Regions from separate parts of the Homo sapiens genome. Here region 2 is linked to region 1. A link is a loop called in an ENCODE intact Hi-C map of the cell type or tissue named here. Cell type or tissue: HCT116. All regions are shown on one strand. Links, peaks and the distances in the headings refer to the core of each region. The heading gives the core; the rest is flanking DNA. Region 1 overlaps DNAH6 (dynein axonemal heavy chain 6). Region 2 overlaps KCMF1 (potassium channel modulatory factor 1).

Region 1 (8,000 bases), core at 1-8,000:
ACCAGTGCTGCCCATTGTGACCAGATCTCCAAAGGTCAACACAGAGTGGTAGAGACTTGGTCCCAACCTTCACTGCCATCAGCTTCTGAATATGAAATCCCTTCTCTAGAGACATGCTAATAAGGGGCTAAAACAAATTTTAAATAACAGGACCACTCAGTGTCTTCATCTGGCACCATATTCCTTGGATTTTCTAGTCCAGTGAGCTCTGGAGAGCCAAGGTCCCCTTGGGCTCCCCAGGATTCCTCCCTAACATTTTTAGCATCTCCTTCCTAAAATGTAACATTCTGTGAGTTAATGACAAATTTAAGGATTGCTACCTTGAAAGTCGATTGCCCAGTGCCTTACCTTTGCCGCTTTGGCGTTCCTAATGGTAATGAGTTGCTGCGCGATGACGGACAGAACTTCTATGTCAATTCGATTAAATTCATCAAAGCAGCACCAGGCCCCTGACTGTGCCAAGCCACTGAAGAAGCGCCCCATCATCTGAAATCAAAATAAAGCAGTTCAACTTTGTATTGTGTAGTTCAGCTCCTTCAAAAATTAAATTCTGAGCTGAAATATTAAAGAAAAAAGAGGTGGTATCTGCAAATAAGCAATAGTTTTATGTGAATACTGGTCTATGTCAGAAGTAAACACTTTTCTACAAGAGGAAATATGTTTTTGAGTCTCTCTAAGTGATTTGAATCTGTTTTATTTTTAAACAAAATGACAATCTGACCAATTTTCCTTCTTGTTTATAACCTCCACTCACCTCTGCAAATACTTGACAGATTCTCAAATAGTTTAACACATGGAACATACAAACTTAAGAACTTTAAAAAAACTTGAAAAATTTTACTAATGGAAGCTTTCATTGTCTTTAGAAGGTATTCTACATGGCAGACACACACAAGGACTACTGAGCAGAAGGCATAGCTGTGCAGATTATAGTAGTGATTCTTAATTTCTTCTACAGCAGAATCCTAATGGTGGAGGAAAATAAGAATGTACCATCTAAAGTGTGGCATTTCTTTTGGGCACTTGAGATATTGGTTAAGCATGTATATAAATCTTGCATTATACCATATATCTATCTCTTTAGTAATAGAACTAGTGGTTTTAAATTTCAAGGTGGTCAACTGAACACATACTACTTCCCCCCTTCCTCCGATTCCCACAAATCACAGAAAGGCTGATAGATCTGTGTGCATATCTCTCTCCTTTTCTGTGACCACACTTATACCTGTACCTGCTTGATAAAAACATAATGGAAAGGGAAGCCAGCAGGAAGAAGGTTTTGAAAAAAAAAAAGCTGGAATATGGAAAGCATAGGGAAACAGACTGTTCAACTGAGAAGGGAGAATTGCAGCCCCAAAACAGAGGGAGAGGAGTAATGCCCATCATGAGGTCTCTAAGAAACTCCAAACCCAATATCAATATACACAAGTTGCAATTCATGCAACATGAATACATACATGCAGCAAAGCAGACACAGGCCCTAGAGAAATATTTGGAAATGAGGCAAAGATCCACACTTGGAATGATTGGGTTTATGGGTCCTTCCTCTCTCTGTTCTCCCTTCCTCTCACCCCAAGCAGACTAAACAGGGCTCTTGAGATTTTAGTGCTGAGATCCCCACCAGGCTAAAATGAAGGACTGCCTCATAAGCAAAGGGGGAGATCTGCCTTGGGGAGATATTAATATTAGGAGATACTGGGAGACGATATTAGGCTTGGGAGATAAGGAAAGCAGAGACAAGGAGAGAAAGATGGTTCCAGACTTCCACTTCAGTCGCCGAGATTCAAAAATAATAAAAGAAAGTGAAACCCACTGAAATGTACTACTTTAGAAGGAAAATCCTTATTATTTGGCATTCGATGTGGGCTTTCTCACTTACTGGCTGCTCCGTGTGCATACATTCTATGAAGAAGCCTGCTGGCCACACATTCTATACTTCCACAGAGCTCTTGGTAGTTCTTTCATTCAAGGAAGGGGCATTTGGGGGAAACAAGCTGTTTACACTAATTAAATTAGTCCTTCATCTATACTTATGAACCAATAGGTGAAGATTCAAGAAAGAGAAAGAATGAGAAGAATAAACTAACGGGCAACTTTGGAGAAAGTGGAGATAATTTAGGGAACAGAAAGTAATTTTACAAAATTGAAATGGAATCCTCAGAGAGATCTGGGAGGGAAACACATTCCTAAAATAAAACAAGATACTCTAAAAAAAGGGATTAGTCAGAGATAAGAAACAGTCCCTGGAAATTAGTAATAATATAGACAAGGTAAGAGAAGTTGAATGAATGCATGGAATGATAGCATGGACAGGACTAAAGACTAAGTTGGTGTTCTGTACAACAAAGCTGCAGAATGCTTCCATATTGTAGAGGAATGGTCTTCATACTTAGCATACATGTAAGTCCTGGCATACGTGGAGACTTCCCAAGGGATACTTTTGAACAGTTTTAAAGGAAGTAACAAAGAAAATTCCAGATCTTGATCTGTGACACAGACTCTTTGCTAATATTTTTCTCTTTGAGAACATGTCTGTGGTCATGGTGGTTCTTCATTTCCGTTTGCTCTTCAAAAATGACCCTCTTTCTCTGCCACTCCTGGCTCTGCAGTTTGTGCCTGGCTGAGGAGGAGAGTGGGGGGTTTGAAATCCAGCCCTGACACGGCTGGTGACTTGGTGAACGCGTGCCACAGGTGTAGAGGCTCAGCAGATGATACTGGCAGCCTTGCTCTTATCCAAACCAGATCTTACTGTGGTGCATTGCCCCAGGATGCAAAAACCTCCAGGGTGCCAAACAAAGGAGCAGTTCCAAATATTGATCATGAACGCAGGAATGCTTGCAATGACTGACTGGTTAACAAATACTTTTTCAAGTCAGGTGATCTCCAATTCTTTGTTTTCAACAAAAGTGAAGGACAGGGTCAATGCCTACAGGCCAAAGATAACCAGGACATACCTGTAGTCAGACGCAATTGGGTTTACCACTTGTTCCAACAAGGGAGACCACACTCTGTGGGGAACCAAGGTTTCTCTTGGTAAAAGGATATTAGGAGGACTTGTCATAGGATTTGGGCTTATGTTAGAAAATTCTGGGGAAGGGTCAGTGAAGAAGGGTTTTGCTCTATTAGTTTTTAAGAGCTACTATAACAAATTGCCATAAACTGAAGGGCTTAAAGCAGCAGAAAATTATTCTCTCACAGTTCTAGAGGCTAGAAGTCTGAAATAAAGGTATCAACAAAGCCATGCTCATTCTGAAGGCTCTTGGGGGTAGGATTCTTTCTTGCCTCTTGGTAGCTTCTAGTGGTTGCCGGCAACCCTTGGGATTCCTTGGCTTCTTGTACTGCATCACTCTGATCTCCACCTCCTGTGTATCTTCACTTGGCTGCCTTCTCTCTGTGTATCTATATCTACATTTTTCTCTTCTTACAAAGGCACTAGTTAGTTATTGGATTAGGGCCTGTAGAATTCCAGTATGGCCTCATTTTAAACATCTGAGTCTTTATAAATGTAAAGGCCCAAATTAGGTAACATTCACAGATATTAGGCATGAGGACTTGAACATATTTTGAGGGGACACAATTCAATCCACAACACTGTGGATTAGGTGCTGGTAGGAAGCAGGGGCAAGTTTATGATGGATATAATAATAACATTATACAGGAGGCTGAGGCTGTCATTGGTAAAGGTGAAGCAGTTACACAGCTTAGCCTGGAGAGGGGGATATTAGATTATTTTTTGTGGTTTGGACAGCATTCTTGTGTGTTTTCAGACACGATTATGGCATCTCATTCCATAATGGATGCATCGTGACCTGGTCTGTAGTTGGTGGTCTGTGAAATTGTTTGTGTTCAACCGGAGAAGCAAATAGTCTGAGTCAGGTCGGCTCTCAGCGGAGAGCAGTCAGGGGCTATTTTGTTTTGTTTTGTTTTGTTTTTCAGAGACGAATTGTGTAGCAATTAATTGACCATTAGAAATAAGTTTTGGTGTTATTTCTATCATTTTATTTTGTGATGATTTCTACTTTAAAAAAACTTTTTATTTTGAAAAATTTCAAACATACACAAGAGGTGAAAGAAGGTATATGCCACCCAGCTTAAAATTACCAACATTCTATTTTCAAAATACTCTCCAACATTTTTTGTTGTTATTTTAAAGCAAACCCTAGACATCATATTGTTTCACAATAAACTCTGTAACACATAAGAACCCCAAATTACCCAAATCAATACTGCTAACCTACCCAAAGAAAAACCCATTACTTAATATCTTGTTCAATTGTCCTCAATGGTACTGATATTATCCTTTTACAATTGGTTTGTTCCGACAAAGATACAAGCAAGGTACAAACATTGCATTTGGTTACTGTGTCTCTTAAATCTCTTTAAATTTATAGCAGTTCCCTGAATCCTCTCTCTTTTATGCAATTTATTTTTGAAGGTCTGTAAGTTATTTTCCCTATAGAATTCCCCTGATTCCATATTTAGCTGATTGTATTCTTGTGGTGTTAACATGGTCCTTTATCTCATACACCTGTACTTCTTGAAAACTGGTATTTAAATCTAGAGACTCCATTAGATTCATTAGGTTGAAGTTTAATTTTTTTTTGAACAGGAATAATTCATAGCTTGTATATCATAACAGGAGATATGTATTTTTTGATTGTCAAAGTTGTGATCGATGGATTACTAGTCTGATTCGTCCATTATAAATTTTCCAATTAGTCTTTAGTGGTTTTAGCAATGATGGCCATTGCTAGATATATTGTTTTTTGAAGGTTGCAAAATAGTAATTTCTAATGTTATCATCCCTTCTGCATTTATTAGTTGTGATTATTCTATAAAAATTTTTCCTCATCAACTTTTTTATTACCCCAAAAAACAGTCCACAGAAAAGGCAGGATAAATACTTAATTCTTTTTCTTTATCAATTTTTCAAATAAGTTGTTTCCCTGGAAACCTCTAAGGTAATCAATGAGTTTTTTGTTTTACATTTTTTGGTTAATCATTGTATATTCATGAATTTAAAAATGTTTTATGTGTTTTGATCCATTCCAGTTATTATTATCATTCTTGCATTGTCCCATCTTTGGTCAATGAGATCCTCTTTAGTAACATTCTGATTATTGATATGGTCACATCAATTTTTGGTATTTTGTTGTGGCTATTTCAGATAGGACAGGATGTTGCAGGCTCATTTTATGCATTTCCTGCCCCAGACCTAGAACCAGCTCTGGTTACTTTCAGTAGGAAAAGGTACTTAAGACCACAGTCTGGGTACTAGAGGTGATCACTATTTTTAGGCTGTCAATGTCCCTTTTTAGAGGACAGAACTAAGAGATAATACCTAACTGAGAGAAGAAATCAGTATCAATAACATATTAAAAACACTATTAATCAATTTAAAAAAGCATAAGCAAGCCAAGAGAACATGGAGAAAAGATGTAAATAGGTATTTCACAGATGAGAAATCCTACAGTATAAACATTTGAAAAGACATTCAACCTCATTAGTAACCAGGAGAATACAATGGGATACCATTTCATACTCCTCAGACTGACAACAGTTATGGAACCTGACAGCATGGGCAAGGATGTGGAGCATAGGCAGCTCTTATACATTTGCAGGGGGAGTATAAATTACCACAATCACGGAAGAAGCATTTGTCCTTATTGAGTCAATATGATACGTATATGTACCTTGAGACCAACTCCTATATTCCAAGCCAAATAAACCAGGCACCCATTCACCTGGAGATCTGTGTAATAATGCTTATTGCAGCATTGCTTACAGTAGCAAATACTATATTAGAAACAACCCAAATACCTATCAGAAAGAGAATGGATGAAAAAAATCATAAAAACAGAGCAGTGAAAACGAATTAAAAAAATAGAGCTATAGTATTAGCCTGGATGAATCTCATAGACAAAGTGCTCAGTGGAAAAACCAAAATGTAGAATGTAGCACACAGAATGATACTACGTTTTAAATTTAGGACCACACACACACATATGCACACATGTGAATAATAACCCCCAAATTCAGAATAGAAGTTACCCCTGGTGAAGAGAGACAGAGGATTTCAAGTGCGCTGGTAACATTTTATCTCTTAGCTGGGAGGTGGCTAAGTAGATATTCATTATTTTATTCTTCATATCTTTTTATGTTTCTAAATTTGCATATAATATGTATTTTTTTTTAAAATGGGAGAGAACATTTGACTTGAATCAAAGGACGTGTTCAAATTCTTTCTCTGACATTTTCTAGTGGTGACTGCTGGCGAGTTACTTCACTGCTCCAAATCTCACTCCCATCTGTGCAGTGATGACAACACCTATCACAGAGGAATGCTGGGAAGGTAAATCAGATAATATGCCTTCTGCTGAGTCTAAACACAAAGTCTCAACCCAGTGCTTGAATATTTCATTTGCTTTTTGTAGAAAGGAAGAGCTTCAAAGTAGACCAAATCCTGAGGAAAACTTTAGGGCAAAAGAGTTCCTGGAGAAGCAGGAACTAGGTCTTGGGAAAGGTAGTGCATCTGACCAAGGATCTGTAGTGTAACCTCCTCCTGCCCAAATCTCTCCTCTCTCTTATGAAGTTGTCAGGAACCGGAAAAAGCAGGTAGAGAAAACAGGAAAAGGGGACTGGTCAGAGCCCTGGGGAACATCCACACATGAAGGGACATTTAAGGCAGAAAATAACAGCCCTTGGAGACAATCTTGTTTTGCTTAGAAATCTTATGTTGCAGAAACCGTTAGAGGATACCATTCCTCTTTCTCTGGAAACTGCTTACCACATCTAGCTCTCAACAGCCATCCATGCCTGTATGAATCAGACTATACCCCCTTCTTCTGGCTATTGCTCACGAATCTAGGGGTGATCACTTGAACCCACTTTGCCAATTAGAATCCTACTTTCAAAAGTTGAAATGTGACCTTGCTGTTTTCTTGGCGAGGTTCTAGAGAGAAGGCTCTAAAGTTCTCAATGCCAAGGAGTTGGCTGCCCTAGTTCCTACTCAGCCTGAGTCATGCTCACCTCTTCTCTGGATTCCATGAGATATCCCACTATCTCAGTAACCTTTCAATAAGTTTATTTATTTTTATTGTTGCTTAAAATATAAAATAAGTGTGTTTATGTGTTTAGCAATCTAAACAAATACAAGAAAATTAGCAACAAGCAAGAGAAAATATGAGGGTAAGAGAAGTGGAGAACAGAAGTAGGAGGCCCAGAGCAGAGAACAGAGACATAATGATAAGCAAAGAAGCAATAAAATGAGGTCTCACTAGGCTGACAAAAGACATATTTTTCTCATTAAAGAGTTCCCCAAAATGACAAACCAAATGAATAAAGAAAATTATTTCATCTAGACACATCCTGGTAGATTTTCATAATACCGAGGATCAAGAGAAAATCCTATAAGCTGCCACAGACAGAGAGGAAGCAAAATATTATTAAACCTCCAAAATGTATTAAGCCATGATCAGTTTTATCATTAGCAAAATGCACACTAGAATACAATGAAGTGAGGCCTTCAAAGTCAGGTGAGAAAATCATTTTAAACCTATAATTCCACCCTCTACAAATTATCAATCAAGTATGATGACTCAGTAAAGACAGAATATTTATAAACTTGAATGGGAAAAAAATTGCTCAAGGAAGTATTCCAACAAAATTAAAATGAAACATAAGAAAGACGCAAAACTGAAATACAAAAAACAGTGGCAGCTGAATCTACTCTAGAACAGTGGTCCTGAAATCTGAGTGTGCATCAGAATCACCTGGAAGTTTGTTTCAAAAAAGCCTCTTGTTGCTGTGCTCTAGCTCCAAAGTTCTGATTAAGTAGGTCTGAGGTGGGGCTTTATAATTTGCATTTCCAACAAGTTGTCAGGTGATGCTAATGCTGTTGGTTCAGGGTTCACGCTCTCAGAACCACGGTCTCAAAGTGGACCAGTATCGATTTGCACCACCTTGGCGGATGTCAGAAATGCATAATTTCAGGCCCCACC
Region 2 (12,420 bases), core at 1,694-9,693, 370 kb before region 1:
TGAAAGAGCCCCTGTACAGCACGACCTCACTGAAAGGGCATCTGTACAGCAATGTCCCACTTTCTTGGCACCAATTTCCTGTATTAGTCCATTTTCACACTAGTATAAAGAACTACCTGAGACTGGGTAATTTATGAAGAAGAGAGGTTTGACTGACTCACAGTTCTGCAGGTTTAACAGGATGCATGACTGGGAGGCCTCAGGAAACTTACAATCATGGCAGAAGGTGAAGGGGAAGCAGACACCTACTTCACAATGGTGGAGCAGGAGAGAGACAGCACGAAAGGGGAAGTGCCACACACTTTCAAACAACCAGATCTCATGAGAACTTACTATCTCAAGAACAGCAAGGGGGAAGTCTGCCCCCATGATTCAATCACCTCCCACTGACATATGAGGATTACAATTTGAGATGGGATTTGGGTGGGGATACAGAGCCAAACCATAACATATACATACAAAAGTACGCATCAAGGCTGGGCATGGTGGCTCACACTTATAATCTCAGTACTTTGGGAGGCCAAGGTGGGAAGACTGCTAGAGCCCAAGAGTTTGAGACCAACCAGGGCGATATAGTAAGACCTCCTATCTACAAAAAAACTGCCAGCTATTTGAGAGACTGAGCGGGGGAGGACTGCCTGAGCCCGGGAGGCAGAGGTTGCAGTGAGGTGAGATTGAGCCACTGCACTCCAGCCTGGTAGACAAAGCAAGACCCTGTCTCCAAAAAAAAAAAAAAAAGAGTACATGTCAATACTTGCAGTGCTTTCAGTCTTTCCAGTGAGCGACTGAAAACAGGCACAGAGCAGCATGAAAGTTGAGTGGCTTGATACGCATGTTTCCAGCTCAGGTCCAACAAAGCAATGCTCTGCCTCCTTCTTTCAGCTCTCATTTTGTAAACAAGTGTCGTTTTCATGGTCTATTTAGTCCCATGTTTTCACCTTTTTGTGCTGTTTCTTGGTAGTTTCGCTATTTAAATGGCTCCCAAGTGTAGTGCTGAAATGCTGCTAAATATATATAAGATATATGAGATATATATCATGTAACATATATCTCAGATATATGATGTATATATCATATATATCACATAATATATAATATGATATATAATATATATCATATATAATATATCATATGATATATAATATATATTATATATTATATATCATATTATATATTATATATGATATATATATCATATTATATATTATATATATTATATATCATATTATATATTATATATGATATATAATATATATCATATATAATATAATATGTGATGTATTTTAGCAGAAATACACATAAAACAAGGTTACGTATTGATCCATCGAAAAAATGTTATAACCAGAGGCTCAGAGGAACCTCACCCTGAGATTCCTCTAGGAACAGAGGTTCAGTAATTGCTAACTTGGTGTTCATGTAAACTTTATAGAACACAACTAGCGGCTGGGCACGGTGGCTCACGCCTGTAATCCCAGCACTTTGGGAGGTCAAGATGGGTGGATCACTTGAGGTCAGGAGTTCAAAGCCAGCCTGGTCAACATGGTGAAACCCCATCTCTACTAAAAATACAAAAAAATTAGCCAGGCGTGGTGGCAGTGCCTGTAATCCCAGCTACTTGGGAGGCTGAGGCAGGAGAATCACTTGAACCCAGGAGGTGGCGGTTGCAGTGAGATCACGCCATTGCACTCCAGACTGGGTGACGAGACTCTGTCTCAAAAACAACAACAAGAAAAACACAATTAGCACCTATAACAAGAATTAATTACACATACATACATAAAATCACACAATATCATACATTTTCTTTGTAACCTGAGGACACAGTGGTACCTGGGGCCCAGTCCCCGTATCTTATCTGGACTTGGCTGGTCCTGCCCAAGTGATGTCGAAGTTCCTGATCTCGCCTTAAGGAAAAAGGTTCAGCTGATCTCATTTCACCCCATGAGAGTGTCCCCCTCTGACCTGTTCCTGGGAGCTGGAGGTGGGCCAAGTGAAGGGCAGTCCTCTGACTACCCCTGTGCTGGAAATCCAAGCTGGTCCATACAATAACCCTGCTAAACGCTCCATATATGTTGGGTCCTGAGTTTCCAAGGTGCATTTGTGACCTTGCCCAATGATTTCTCCAGACTCTTGGAAACTCGGGGAAGCCGAAGGCAGACTCTGTTCAGCTTCTCTTCTAAGGGCTTCCACCTAATAGTGCAAACTGCTCTTTCCTCACATGGTGAGACCTGGGCTTGCTATTCCATGTTTCATAACTAAACAATATGTGGCTCAGATAGAAATGGATATACTGGGAGTAAACCTGCAGAGAAAGGGAAGAGGATTATCAAAACAAAGATCCAGTTAGTGGATATGGACATGTGGATGAGATGTTCTATTTCTTTTTTTTTTTTTTTTTTTTTGAGACTGAGTTTTGCTCTTGTTGCCCAGGCTGGAGTGCAGTGGTGCGATCTCGACTCACTGCAACCTCTGGCTCCCGGGTCCAAGCGATTCTCCTGCCTCAGCCTTCCTGAGTGGCTGGGATTACAGGCATGTGCCTGGCTAATTTTGTATTTTTAGTGGAGATGGGGTTTCTCCATGTTGGTCAGCCTGGTCTCAAACTCCCGACCTCAGATGATCCACCTGCCTTGGCCTCCGTAAGTGCTGGGATTACAGGCATGAGCACCGCGCCTGGCCGAGATGTTCTATTTCTTAATATGAGTAGTGGATGTGTGGACGTTGGTTTTATTCTCTTTTTACTAGATACATACTTTTGTACACTCTTCTAAATGTTATGACACATTTCACACACATACATAAAAATTCCATTCTCAAAGAAAAGAACTGGCTGGCCATATGTCTTTAAAATGGCAAATATTATTTAGATTTTTTTTAAAAAGACATAAACTTCTTAAAAGAAAATGAGGGCCGGGCGCGGTGGCTCACGCCTGTAATCCCAGCACTTTGGGAGACCAAGGTGGTGGATCACAAGGTCAGAAGATCGAGATCATCCTGCCTAATACGGTGAAACCCTGTCTCTACTAAAAATACAAAAAATTAGCCGGGCATGGTGGCGGGCGCCTGTAGTCCCAGCTACTCGGGAGGCTGAGGCAGGAGAATGGCGTGAACCTGAGAGGCAGAGCTTGCAGTGAGCCGAGATGGCGCCACTGCACTCCAGCCTGGGTGAGAGTGCGAGACTCCATCTCAAAAAAAAAAAAAAAAAAAAAAAGAAAATGAGAATATTTAGTGGGTAAGGCCTTTCTAAGCAATATAAGGAAAGTGAAACTATAAATAGGGGAGGGTGGAGCACACTGTAAATTTGATCATAAATAAGTATAACACTTTAATATTGGCAAAAGGTTCCATAAACAAACTCAAATGACAACAAGTAGGGAGAAATATCGGTAACAAATATAACAATGGGCTCCTAAACATTAAGAAAAAGACCAGTAGGAGGGGAAAAAAAATAGAAAAATAGGAACTGATATGTGACCAGGCATTACTGAAGAGGAAGTATGTCATTCAAATACATGCTTGGTAAATAAAAGAAGTATGCTTAGTTAACAATAATTTATTGTATATTTTCAAATAGCTGGAAGAGAGGATTTTGAATGCTCTTAACACAAATGAGTGATAAATGTTTGAGGTGATAGATAAGCTAATTACCCAGATCTGGTCATTACACACTATATGTATTTACTGAAATATCACTATGGGCTGGGTGTGGTGGCTTATGCCTATAATCCCAGCATTTTGTGAGGCCAAGATGGGAAGACCATTTAAGGCCAGGGTTTGAGAACATCCTGGGAAACATAGTGAGACCTCATCTCTAGTTTATTAAAAAATAAAAATAAAAAAATAAAAAAGCAAAGTATCACCATGTACCCTAGAAATATGTATAATTATCACGTGTCAATTAAAAATAAAAAAAGTTAGGCCAGGCACAGTGGCTCATGCCTGTAATCCCAGCACTTTGGGAGGCCGAGGCAGGTGGATCATCTGAGGTCAGGAGTTCGAGACCATCCTGGCTAACACGGTGAAACCCTGTCTCTACTAAAAATACAAAAAATTAGTTGGGTGTGGTGGTGGGCGCCTGTAGTCCCAGCTACTCAGGAGGCTGAGGGAGGAGAATGGCATGACCCCAATAGGCGGAGCTTGCAGTGAGCTGAGATCGTGCCACTGCACTCCAGCCTGGGAGACAGTGTGAGACTCTGTCTCAAAAAAAAAATAAATAAATAAATAAAAAAGCAAAATATCACCATGTACGTACCCTAGAAATACGTATAATTATGATGTGTCAATTAAAAATAAAAATTTAGGCCAGGCACGGCGGCTCATGCCTGTAATGCCAGCACTTTGGGAGGCTGAGGCGGGTGGATCTTGTGAGGTCAGGAGTTCAAGACCAGCCTGGCCAACGTGGTGAAACCCTGTCTCTACTAAAAATACAGAAATTAGCTGGGCACGGTGGCAGGTGCCCGTAATCCCAGCTACTTGGGAGGCTGAGGCAGAAGAATCACTTGAACCTGGGAGGCGGAGGCTGGAGTGAGCTGAATCCCAGCTACTTGAGAGGCTGAGGCAGGAGAATCACTTGAATCCGGGAGGCGGAGGTTGCAGTGAGCTGAAATTGTGCCACTGCACTCCAGCCTGGGCGACAAGAGTGAAACTCCATCTCAAAAATAAATAAATAAATAAATAAATAGGCCTACAGTCCTCCAAAATTTTCAGTGTCATTCATAAAAAGGCCTAGTTCAAGCAAGACTCATGAAAATCTCAAGATAGAAGACTGAGGCATGACCGGTAATATAAAGGGTAAGCAAACAATCCTACGAATCACAACTGGCTTCATTCTCAGTTAAGACAGACCCTGTGCCCACCTGCCCCCCTCCAAAAAATTCAGTTGTTCTCACACTCTGCAAGAGTTCTAGCTTAGGCACCACCCACAGGTCAGAATATACTGCAGTCCTCCCAACCCAAAGTTTTGCTTTCTCTTTTTTTTTATTATTATTTTTTTTTGAGATGGAGTCTTGCTCTGTCGCCCAGGCTGGAGTGCAGTGGCGCGATCTCGGCTCACTGCAAACTCCACCTCCTGGGTTCACGCCATTCTCCTGCCTCAGCCTCCAGAGTAGCTGGGACTACAAGGTGCCCGCCACCATGCCTGCCTAATTTTTTGTACTTTTAGTAGAGGCAGGTTTTCACCATGTTAGCCAGGATAGTCTCAATCTCCTGACATCGTGATCTGCCCGCCTTGGCCTCCCAAAGTGCTGGGATTACAGGTGTGAGCCACCACGCCCCGCCCCAAAGTTTTGCTTTCTGAGGTTTCAGTTATCCGTGGTCAACAGTGGTCTGAAAATATTAAATGGAAAATTCCAGAGACAAACAATTCATAAGTTTTAAACTACCTACTGTTTTGAATAGTGTGATGACATCATGCACTGTCCCACTCGGAGGTGAATCATCCCTTTGCTTGGCGTATCTGTGCTGTATACCTGCCCACTAGTCACTTAGCAGCTGGTTATCAGATGAATAACAGGATACATAGGGTTCAGTACTATCCACAGGTTCAGGCATCCACTGGGTGGTCTTGGAAAAATGTCCCCCCTCAGATAAAGGGTGACTACTGTAAGGCAGAACCAGGGCCTTTACCCTATGCTAACCCTTTTTAGCTTCCTCACACAATTACATGCTTGCTACATCTTCTTTCATTTGCCCAGTTATCTTGGGCCTGTAAGGTCCTGTACTTGACCCTATTTTATATATGTTTTTATTAGTGACTTAGAAAATGACAGTAGGCCAGGTGTGGTAGCTCACGCCTGTAATCCTAGGCAGGAGGATTCCTAGAGCCCAGGAGTTTGAGATCCACCTGGGTAACATCGGGAGACCCGGTTTCTATTTAAAACAAACAAACAAAAAATTAAAAATAAAAAAAATAAAATGACAGCAAACATTTATAAGCTTGTGCATAAAACAAACAGTTAAAATACTAGATGACAGAACAGAGATTGAAGCGAGGCAAACGGGTATGTAAAACAAGACTTATTTTTTTTTTTGAGACGGAGTCTCACTCTGTCGCCCAGGCTGGAGTGCACTGGCACGATCTTGGCTCACTGCAAGCTATGCCTCCAGGGTTTGCACCATTCTCCTGCCTCAGCCTCCCGAGTAGCTAGGACTACAGGTGCCCGCCACCACGCCTGGCTAATTTTTTTTTTCTTTTTTTTAGTAGAGACGGGGTTTCACCGTGTTAGCCAGAATGGTCTCAATCTCCTGACCTCGTTATCTGCCCGCCTTGGCCTCCCAAAGTGCTGGGATTACAGGCGTGAGCCACCGCGCCCGGCCAACAAGATGAATTTTAAAAGGACTTCGTACAAAGTTTTGCCTTTGGATAAAACAATTCATGTGATAAGAAATCCTGGATTAATTAACTAAGCAAAACCTTAGCGTCAATATTAGCCCAAGATGAGATGCAGTTGCTAAAAATGCCAGCAAATAAACAAGCAAGCTTAGATTGCATTAATAACCATACAAGATTCATAACTGTGATATATCTACAACATTTTACTCTGCCAGACCATATGTGAAGAACTACATTCAGTTCTGTGTGTCTTGTTTTAAAATGGGAAACAAGTACAGTAGTATATATAGTTATATAGTTAGTATATATAGTATATAGACAGAATGGCAAAGTATCTAGAAACTACACCAAGAGAAATTACTAAAGGACAAAATGGGCTGTTCAGCAAAAGAGCTGGGAACAGGCAACACTGAGGGGATGCCACAGCTCCATACAGAGCTATCACAAAGAGGCAGTACACTCAGTTCTCTGTAGCTACTAAGGTCAAAACCAGGAGACACTAAATGCAACCTGGTATCCTGGATCCCACACAGAAAAGGGATATTAGTGAAAAAAAAAAAACACAGTTAAGACCTCAATAAAGTCAGGAGCTTTATTAGTAATAATGTACTAGTGTTGGTTTCTTAGTTTTGCCAAATGTACCAATGTAATGCAAACTATTAACATTAGGAAAAACCAGGTAAGGAATATATGGGAAGTCTCTATACTACCTTTGCAACTTTTCTGTAAATCAAAAATTATCCCAAAATAAAAGTTTATTTTTAAAAAGTAAGCTAACAAGGAGGCAGGTGGTTCAAAGGATGATTCTCTGATGGTACAGTGAATGCTCTGTCAATGCATGCGTTATGGTCAAAGATTAAAAGACAAACTGAAATGCTTTTGAAAGGGTTTCTGCATATTTCATAGGACACTGGTACCATCTAAACTGGAGGTTAAATGAATTTAGTAGGGCCATTAATATTTATACTGGAGACTGAAAACCAGAATGTAAAGAACAAAGCTAACTGAAGTAGATCCATCACTACTAGGAAAGTAACAATTTTGTATTTGCAATAATGTTATTAATATAATCAATTCTTCTACCTGTTTTGAGGAGGATGCCAAAGCCTACCATGGTTAGGTCAATGAAGGACTGCATATATGATGGTGGTCCCACAAGTTTATTTTTACTGATACCTTTTTTATGTTTAGGTATGTTTAGAACCACAAATAGCATTGTGTTATAACTGCCTACAGTATTGAGTACAGCAACATATTATGCAGGTTTCTAGCTTAGATAAACAACAAGCTATCCATATAGCCTAGGTGTACAGTAGGGGTTTGTGTTAGTACACTATGATATTCACACGATTATGAAATTGTTTAACAATGGATCTCAGAATGTATCTATGTTGCTAGGCAACATGTGATCGTGTGTTTTTCAAACTACAGGTTGTAACTCAGTAAAATAAATTTAGTCACTATCACTCTCAACTGGGAGGTATCACCCACACAGGACATTCTGGAACTGTATGGGGGCTATTTTTTGGTCATCACAATGATTAGGGGCTCTACTGGCATTTATTGAGGAAAAGTGCCAAAGATGCTAGGCATTTTGCAATGCACAGAAAATGCAATAAAGAATTGTTCAGCATCCCAACAGGATTTTCTAAACCTCCTACCAGACATTCAAGAAGGAAACTAAAAACCCAAAACTTTAAAATTATGTAAGGCTGGGGGCCAGGTGCAGTGACTCACACCTGTAATCCCAGCACTTTGGGAGGCTAGGGCAGGCAGCTCACTTGAGGTCAGGAGTTCGAGACCAGCCTGGCCAACATGGTGAGACCCTGTCTCTACCAAAAAATACAAAAATTAGCTGGGCATGGTGGTATACGCCTGTAGTCACAGCTACTCAGGAGGCTGAGGTGGAAGAATCACTTGAACCTGGGAGGCAGAGGTTTCAGTGAGCCAAGATCACGCCACTGCACTCCAGCCTGGGTGACAGACAGAGACCCTGTCTCAAAAAAATGAAAAAATTAATTAATTAATTAATTAAAATAAAATTATATAAGGCTGGGAGTAGTGGCTCACACCTGTAATTCCAGCACTTTGGGAAGTGGAGCAGGAAGATCACTTGAGACCAGGAGTTTAAGACCAGCCTGGGCAATAGTGAGACCCCATCCCTACAAAAAAAAGACAAAAAAGAAAAAAAAAGAAAACCCACAAAACAAAACAAAACAAACCCAAAACTTTAGCTGGGCATGGCGGCACTTATCTGTAGCCCTACCTACTCAGGATGCTGAGGTGGGAGGATTGCTTGAGCCCAGGAGTGCAAAGCTGCAGTGAGCTATGATCGTGCCACTACACTCCAGCCTGGGCAACAAAGCAAGACCCTGACTCTTAAAAAAAAAAAAAAAAAAAAAGTAAAATTATCTAAGCATAATACCTAATTCAATTTTTTAACCTTAACACAGAATATTATTCACAGTTTTAGTAAACACTTACTTTCTAGTATGTCACTATTACACAAATATTGTTTTGCTTCATTTAGGATTTACCAAAGACTGTTTAACATTCCAGAAAACTGGATGACAAAGCTGTTTGTAGCTGACTTTCCAGTACACTGTACCTGATCAGACTGCTTTCGGAGCTATAACTTCCAAATATGAAATAGAGACTGAAGAGATTTATTTCCAAACATTATCAAATTACAAGGGGCTTATGAAACACAGGGTTCTTGCTAGATTTTATTGAGATTAAAAAATATATTTCATAGCTGGGCGCAGTGGCTTACGGCTGTAATCCCAGCACTTTGGGAGGTTGAGATGGGCGGATCACGAGGTCAGGAGATCGAGACCATCCTGGCTAACACGGTGAAACCCCGTCTCTACTAAAAACACGAAATTAGCTGGGCATGGTAGCGGGCACCTGTAGTCCCAGCTACTCGGGAGGCTGAGGCAGGAGAATGGCGTGAACCTGGGAAGCGGAGCTTGCAGTGAGCCGAGACTGTGCCACTGCACTCCAGCCTGGGTGACTCCATCTCAAAAAAAATCAATATCGTCTTAGTTATATTTAATTTTTTATGACACAATAGGTAGAAATCTATGTTGTAAAAATTAAATATTGAACTTATTTATTTTGAGGTTGCTATTATTTTTCTTTTTTTTTTAATGTCCCCTGAAGTCTACCACACATCTATTCCTGTTTCTTTTTCTAATCTATCCTTTATTACTCATTGCCTATTAAGGAGTATTTTCTCCAGGGGACATTTAAGTACTAGGGGCTGAATGTAAATGCCACCAGGTTTTCTGTGAGATTTCCTCACTTCCTTGTCTCCTGTCAGGGCCTCTAACTGGGAATTATTTTGACACTATAATTAGGTCAAACTCACTAGTGACTATGTGATACTATTTTTATTTTTCCATGTGGAAAGTATGTAATTTGTCTTATGTTATCCCTACATCAAACAAAATTATTTCCCCCTTTCTCTTATATGCAAATAATTCTGCTTTTACTCATTCTAACAGTTTTCATTCTGGTATCTACCCATATCTATAAATAGTATAGGAAAATGAAAGTTCTTCTGATCTTATTTCTTTTAAGTCCAACTTATTTATTGTAAGTAGGTATAGGTACTCAGTTATTTCACTGTAACGTCAGATTCTAATGTAGTTAAAGACTCACCTATTAACCTTACTTCAGGATAATCAATAGGCATTAAATTATTTGTTATAAAAAATAAATGAGGCCGGGTGTGGTGGCTCACGCCTGTAATCCCAACACTTTGAGAGGCCGAGGCAGGCAGATCACGAATTCAGGAGTTCAAGACCAGCCTGGCCAACATGGTGAAACCGTGTCTCTACTTAAAAAATACAAAAATTAGCCGGGTGTGTTGGCGGGCACCTGTAATCCCAGCTACTTGGGAGGCTGAGGCAGAAGAATTGCTTCAACCCGGGAGGCTGAGGTGGCAGTGAGCAGAGATCACGCCACTGCACTCCAGCCTGGGCGACAGAGCAAGACTCTGTCTCAGATATATAAATAAATAAATAAGAGGCCAGGCGCAGTGGCTCATGCCTGTAATCCCAGCACTTTGGGATTACTCCAGCCTGGGTGACAGAGCAAGACTACGTCTTGGATGGATGGATGGATGGATGGATGGGTGGGTGGATGGATGGATGGGTGGGTGGGTGGGTGGGTGGACAGATAGGTAGGTAGATAGACAGACAGACAGATAGATAGATAGATAGATAGATAGATAGATAGATAGATAGATAGATAGGTAAGAGGCCCAGCACAGTGGGTCATAGCTGTAATCCCAGCACTTTGGGAGTCCGAGTTGGGTGGATCACTTGAGGTCAGGAGTTCAAGACCAGCCTGACCAACATGGTGAAACCCTGTCTCTACTAAAAATACAAAAAAAAAAAAAATTAATTGGGCGGGGTGGTACACGCCTGTAATCCCAGCTACTTGGGAGGCTGAGGCAGGAAAACAGCTTGAACCCAAGAGGCAGAGGTTGCAGTGAACCGGGATCACGTATCACTGCACTCCAGCCTGGGTGACAGAGCAAGACTCTGTCTCAAATAAGTAAGTAAGTAAGTAAGTAAATAAATAAATAAATAAATAAATAAGGCGTTGGCTCTGACAGGGTTGAGAATTATTAATTTAGTGGATCTTAACCAGAACTTCTTAAAAACAGAAAAGAATTAGAAATTATCAGACTATACTGCAAATCAGGTATTATTTTATAAAGTGTTTGTTTCCATTATGTATGTGTTTTCTGGGTGCTATAAATATGTATTATAGGCTGGCCATGGTGGCTCATGCCTATAATCCCAGCAGTTTGGGAGGCCAAAGCGGGTGGATCACCTGAGGTCAGGAGTTTGAGACCAGCCTGGCTAACATGGTGAAACCCTGTTTCTACTAAAAATACAAAAAAAATCAGCCGGGCATGGTGGCGTGCACCTGTAATCCCAGCTACTCGGGAGGCTGAGGCAGGAGAAGTGCTTGAACCTGGGAGGCAGAGGTTGCAGTGAGCCAAAATCACACCACTGCACTCCAGCTTGGGCAACAAGAGAGAAACTCCGTCTCAAAAATAAATAAATAAATAAGTAAAATGTACTTTTTGGCTGGGCACGGGGGCTTATGCCTGTAATCCCAGCACTATGGGAGTCCGAGGTGGGCAGATCACTTGAGGTCAGGAGTTCAAGACCAGCCTGGCCAACATGGAGAAACCCTGTCTCTACTAAAAATACAAAAAACAATAGCTGGGTGTGGTGATGCACACCTGTAATCCCAGCTACTCGGGAGGCCGAGGCATGAGAACACTTGAATCCAGGAGGCGGACGTTGCAGTGAGCCAGGATTGCACCGCTGCTCTCCAGCCTGGGTGACAAAGTGAGATTCCATCTCAAAAAAAAAAAAAAAAAAAAAAAAGAAAATGTATTTTTTGCTGTAAGTCAACATCAAATTAGTATGCAAGGCACTGCTAAGTGCTCCCTCAACCCCAAGGCCTTTCAACCCTTATAGATGAGGCACAATAACTGAACAGACACCACTCAACAATTTTACAAGGTACCTCATGCTCCTTGCCTCCTTCAGAAAGGTCTCCTCCCTTCCTGAGATCTGTGTCCTACTCTGTGATCCATTTCCTAATATGATGCCTTCCTCTTAAGAGGAGACCATGGGGAGTGAGGGGTAAGAAATATATGCCTTCTTCAAGTCCTCAATTGCTTTTTCACCTTTTCGGTCTTAAAAGCAAACAAAAGAATCATGGGCATGGTAACCGCCTTTTTAGATATGATGAAATCCAGAAAGCAAAAAGGAAAGGCAGAGGATATGTCTATAATAAAAATGAGTATCTTTTGGGGAACCAAGACACTACGTATAAGCCAAATGAAAATGGAAAAAAAATCCTATAATTAAAAAGGTTTAATATCCTCAAGACCTACAACAATCAGGAAGAAACAAGCAATTTTATGAGGGAAAAAAAAGTGAGCACCACAAAAAAATTTTCAGTGAAACTAAGTTGCAAACCTGTTCTATGACTGAGTAGTTGTCACGCTAGGTATAGTCATGCACAACACTTAAATCAACAATAGACTGCATAGCCACGGC

Evidence for each region. A loop is a pair of places that touch in the nucleus more often than their neighbours do. Peaks named below come from ENCODE experiments on the same cell type or tissue, not always from the same donor. Only the 100,000 strongest peaks of a DNase experiment are listed, where the experiment ranks them.
Region 2: it touches region 1 in a loop (9-fold over the local background); 2 of 110 quality-filtered maps call a loop at or near these places.

What each region holds. Positions count from the first base shown.
Region 1 is chr2:84,626,990-84,634,989 of GRCh38, reverse strand. It overlaps DNAH6 (dynein axonemal heavy chain 6), which reads right to left. Exons shown (of 77, transcript NM_001370.2): 30 at 349-486. Among named protein-coding and RNA genes, the nearest start is that of DNAH6, 110 kb to the right of the region's middle. In HCT116, for the core only: a CTCF peak has its summit at 3,689; a DNase peak (open chromatin) is centred at 3,719.
Region 2 is chr2:84,997,084-85,009,503 of GRCh38, reverse strand. All of the region lies in intron 1 of KCMF1 (potassium channel modulatory factor 1), which reads right to left. Among named protein-coding and RNA genes, the nearest start is that of KCMF1, 32 kb to the right of the region's middle. RefSeq lists an enhancer at 230-279. In HCT116, for the core only: no CTCF peak of the experiment used is centred there; a DNase peak (open chromatin) is centred at 5,443.